Regions from separate parts of the Homo sapiens genome. Here region 1 is linked to region 2. Evidence: read pairs that join two places in POLR2A ChIA-PET (ENCODE). Cell type or tissue: K562. All regions are shown on one strand.

What was found. ChIA-PET counts read pairs that join two places held together with the same protein. Peaks named below come from ENCODE experiments on the same cell type or tissue, not always from the same donor. Only the 100,000 strongest peaks of a DNase experiment are listed, where the experiment ranks them.
Region 1: POLR2A ChIA-PET joins it to region 2 with 5 read pairs; 1 of 35 experiments calls an interaction of 5 or more read pairs at or near these places.

Annotation. Positions count from the first base shown.
Region 1 is chr12:93,176,340-93,178,839 of GRCh38, forward strand. All of the region lies in intron 2 of LINC02412 (long intergenic non-protein coding RNA 2412), which reads left to right. The region is part of intron 3 of LOC643339 (a long non-coding RNA gene); the gene reads right to left. Among named protein-coding and RNA genes, the nearest start is that of LINC02412, 3.2 kb to the left of the region's middle. In K562, no CTCF peak of the experiment used is centred here; a DNase peak (open chromatin) is centred at 1,452.
Region 2 is chr12:93,575,503-93,578,002 of GRCh38, forward strand. SOCS2 (suppressor of cytokine signaling 2) reads left to right here. Exons shown (of 2, transcript NM_001270471.2): 2 at 1-1,243. Among named protein-coding and RNA genes, the nearest start is that of SOCS2, 4.1 kb to the left of the region's middle. In K562, no CTCF peak of the experiment used is centred here; no DNase peak of the experiment used is centred here; H3K4me3 peaks cover 736 bases.

The DNA.
Region 1 (2,500 bases), 400 kb before region 2:
AAGAGATTCACTTAGAATTTTATCTGGTAAAAAAAAAACATCTAGTCATAGGATGAGGAGTCATCTGTTTCATGGACTATTTATGACTCAGATGTTAATTCGGATGCTGTCTTTAAATACATGGAGAGAAGAGAGAAATTTTCCCCCTTTATTTAGGCTTGAAAGAGTTTTGTTGAAGCAGGTAGCTCACAGCTGGTAAGTGGCATTCAGTTGTTTAAAATAATTTATATGATTTGGCTTTCATATTTGCTACATTTGTGCAACAAACAGAGCTGCTGTTTTGATTCCTCCAAAACCATTTTAAACTCTAGCACCATGGGGACCATGTACCCTTAGCATTTTGCAAGAGTTATACTTTGCACTAAATGAACAGCAAGCCTGTGTTTACAAAACAAAATTATTTTTTTCCAGTTTCAGTTTTGCTTATTAACAAAGTAGATATTTCTCAAGTCAAAATTTCTCCTTTGTTTATGGTTGGAGATCTTGGCCCTGATGAAAAAACAAAAATCCACTGATGAGTACAGAAAATCACCACCATGCAGACATCTCTCTTTACAACAATCCTGTGGCTCACAGAGCCATCATGATTGCCAGTGTCCTCGTAGAAAGTCAACAATAGCTATTTGCAGTTGATTCGGTTCCTCTGTTTAGGAGATTTTTTGTAGCATAAATAGATTACAGTGTTTGCAAAAATGTGTGTTTATGGTTGACCCTTATGCTTCTCAGAATCTGTTTGGAGTACTAAGGCATGCTATCCTGGGTGTGTTGATTTCTCTTTGTGCAAACTCTGCTGAAAACCAAGGGCAATCAACAGGATGAAGAAAGTTTAATTCAGGACCCCGGTTGATAGAGATTACCTCTGGGTCTAAGGTCAGGGATGCTTTAGTCCTCCTTGTTAGAATCTCCAGGGAAACCCTAACTCCCAGATATTAATCAGATCTGTAGAACCCTGCTTAAAACCTTCCAGTGGCTCTGAATTACTCTTAAATAAAACTCCTTACCCTAGCTGATAACACAGTATATAATCTGACCTCTGTTCAGACCTTACCAGACCTATTATGCGCTGTTTATCCTGAGGCCTCTCACCTTGACCTGCAGAAGGCTGTCTTCTCCCTTTGTCTTCACATGACCTTTCCTCTGTGTGTAACTGTGTCCTAATCTCTCTCTTCTTAGAAGGACACCAGTCTTACTGGGTGAGGGCCCACCCAGAGGACCTCTTTTTTGCCTTAATTACCTCCTTAAAGGCCCCATATTCAAAGACAGTCACATTCTGAGGTACTAAGTGTTGGGACGTCAACATATGAATTTTGGGGGGCTATAATTTGCCTATTCTGCACATTTCATATAAATGGAATCGAACAAAATGCGGCCCATTGATTCTGGCTTCTTTCACGTAGCACAACGTTTTCAAGGTTCATCCAAGTGGTAGCAGGTATCAGTGACAGAGCAGGAGCACCGTCATCTTGGACAAACATCGCCATTTCAAGTTCCGGCTCCTTTTCTAATCTCAGGCATTTCAAGGAAATCACTTCTCTTCTAACAACAAGCAGCCAGAAAGAGCAGACAGTAAAACACAGATAAGACAGCTCAGGCACAGAAGGTGGGGGGAAAGTCTCTTGGGTAACTGCCAAACTTCACACTCATACAATGGGCCCCAGTAAAACAGTGGGCCCTAATAAGCACATTCCTTTCCCTTTAGGTACACTAAGATAGGGAAGCTAAAAGCAGGCTTGGGTATGCCTGCAGCTGAAAAAAAAAAAAAAAAAAAAAAGGATAGAAACAAACACAAAAACTCCCTCTCAAATAAGCAAGACAAAGAAACACAGAAATATTCTGAGCCTGTGATAAGCTCTCCTGCCCTAAACCCTTAAATACTCTTAGTCTGTAACAGAGAGTGCCCCTGACCTAATTCAGCCAGAAGCCCCTCTCGGGTTTATTCTCCAAAATAAACCTGTTTTTAACTGTGAAGCCACTTTTCATGTTTCTTTCTTCCTTATTCAACTCTTACTATCAGTACTTTCTTCTTTTTTATGACTGAATAGTATTTCACGGTATGGCTGTATCACATTTTATTTATCCATTCCTCAGCTGATGGAGATTTGGATTGTATTTGCTTTTTGCCTGTTATAAATAATGTTGCTATAAATGTTTGTGTACAAGTTTTTGTATGAACATACGTCTTCAGTTATTGTGAGTATATACCTAGGAGTGGAACATTCTGGGTCATAAACACACATAACTTTGTGTTTCCCTTTTTGAGGACCCACCAAACTGCTTTCCCCAGCAGCTGCCAGCTGCATCATTTTACATTCCCACCAGCAATATATGAGGGCATGTTTCTAGAGATTACATAATCACAAACGAAGGGCATTGTCCTTTATAGCCTGCTGAAGTTCAAAAGAGAGAGGAAGAGATGTTCAAGTAAGGAAGAGATGTTTTATTAGGAATATGAAGGGTTCACAAAGTCCTGCTTACTCATTTTCAGCCAACTTTGCCATGG
Region 2 (2,500 bases):
GTCAAAGGTCCAGGCTCCAGTAGGAGAGAAAGAACTCCTCATAGGAATACTGAAGAAGTGGGAAGGAACCAAGCTGACACAGGCCTCACTGCAATTTGATATGCCTGCTGATCAGAGTCTCTTGGGCATTTTATATTTTGCATTCTGATGTACCTAGGAGTTTTGTTAAACAGATGATGTATGTGAGTATTTATCCCATTTTATGCAATTAACCAAATCAACCAAAAAAAGTGACCATGAAGTCCTGTATTTGTCTTTTTACTACATGTAGGAACTCTCATGTGAATGAGTACTGTAGTAATCCATTCTATGGGAGCCTTATTTCAGAAATATTTCAAACTGGTGCAAATGGAAAAGACTTTCTCTTTTCCTTTAAAGCTAAAGACAAGAATATCATGCTATACAGGTGCAACTCAATCCCCGTTAATAAAAACCAATGTAGGTATAGGCATTCTACCCTTTGAAATAGCTGTGTCCCAACCTGTTGCCATTGATTTTTTGGAAATGGCTTTAGAAATATCCAAGTTGTCCTTGAATTGTCTAACCATGGACATAAACAGTTGTCTCCCTTCTACTGTGTAGAATACTTTGACTTAATTTTCTTCCAGATACAGGGGGATACCTGCCTGTTTTTCAAAGTGTTTATTTACTGCTGTTACTATTTGATTAGAATGTATTAAATAAAAAAAACCTGATTTCTACAAGTTGCACTTATTGAGTTCTAGAGAACGTACACTTTCATGGTAATAGAGGATTGCCATAAAAACTTACGTCAAGTGAAATAAGCCAATTATTCAACAAAAGGTAGAACATTACTTGCCATTCTGTAAAGTTATGGGCTGTACCTGCCCCCTTTGCAATTTGGAAAGCATGGTTTAGAAACTACAGGCATTGTCAAGTGGCCGGGTCTTTTATAATTTGAATAGGCATAACACTGATGTCCTCTGTGTTTCCAAAAACATGGTTTAGAAACTACAAACATTATGACATGGCCAGTCTTTTACAAGTTGAGTAGGCATAATACTAAAGAAAAATACAAAGTTTTGTGGCCACTTATTTTTTGCTATGTTAGTCTGCATAACTGTTATAAATGTACCATCTTTTCTAGAGTCCAGACATTATTTATTTTATGGCTTTAAAATTTTCCTGCATAGCTACAATCCTGTGGTGTGTCACCATAAAGGTGGACCCTGTGTGAATGAGAAAATTCAGTTATAAATTGTAATAAAACCTGCTTACTGGATATCTTACCTTATTTTCATGAAGAAGTTGAAAAATGGTTTTGTGCCTGGCAGGAAACATACTATGTATATCCAAACAGCAGAGCCAAACACAAAAGATTGCTAGGTGTGCCTCAGGAAGAGTTTACTTGTGGCCTAAAACTTCAAGAAAAGCTAGACATTTGGGGTCGGATCTATGATGGGGCCATAACCATTTGATGAGGATGCTTAGAATCTGTGCTTCATTCACCGTTTTTCTCCCACTGACAACACCTGTTTAGTGTTGGATGTTTGATTTTTCTGGCAAAACTTCTATATGATCAGTGCCAAGGGGCTTTGTGGAATTTCTTTAAAGGTCTTTTGCCTTTCTATTGTCACTGTTTTGAACACTCTATTTCTCAGTTACTGGGAGTGGGGAGGCAGTTGTGAGGCATGAGTACCTGTGAAATTGGAAAAAGTTCTGAGTTACTGCTCGCAAGTGACTAATTATGAGAAGGCTGGAGGACAGCACAAACATCTCTGGAGTGTGCCATGAAACCTATTGCCTTATATTTCAATCTTCCATATTGCAAGTAGGTTGATAAACATCAGGAGGCAATTATTTTTGGTTTTGTTTTGTTTTTTTACGATGACTGACATCATTTATTTATTGAGTTTATTGTGAACCAGGTTCTCACTCAGCACTTGTATTATCTCATTTAATTTTCCCAAGAACGAAATGAGCAAAGTACAATGATGATAGGAGGTTCCCCTCCTGATTTGTGAGTCAAGAGGCATTCCAGGAATATCCTAGCTCTTTTTTTTTTTTTTTTCCCCCGGGAGAGGAATTGGGAAGAGCAAATTGCTGCTGAAAATTTCTACATTGATCCAGACAAACAAGTTAGAGCAGGCTGAAAAAGAACCCTTGGTGTTTTTACTGCTGTTCAACCAGATCAACTGGAAAAGTATAGATACCTTAATTAGCACTGTGCTCTGTGGGATTCTGGTCAGCCTGGCCCAGTGGTTTTTTTCCCCTGAACACGCCTGAAAGGGGAGCTCATAATGACTGCTGTGCAGGTGGGCGGGGAGGGGGCTTCCTATTTGATTTAGTGGCTGATCAATGCCAGTTACCAATTATTGGTAGCCCCATTTATACATGGTGGAAAAAAAGTACACTTGTCTAAATTATCCTCACCAAAGCCTGGAAGAATATCCAGTGTTTTCTCCCAATGTAGGGCAATTTAGGGCATTTGTGAGGATATTTATTATTGTTGTTGTTGAAGAATATGGTATACAAGACT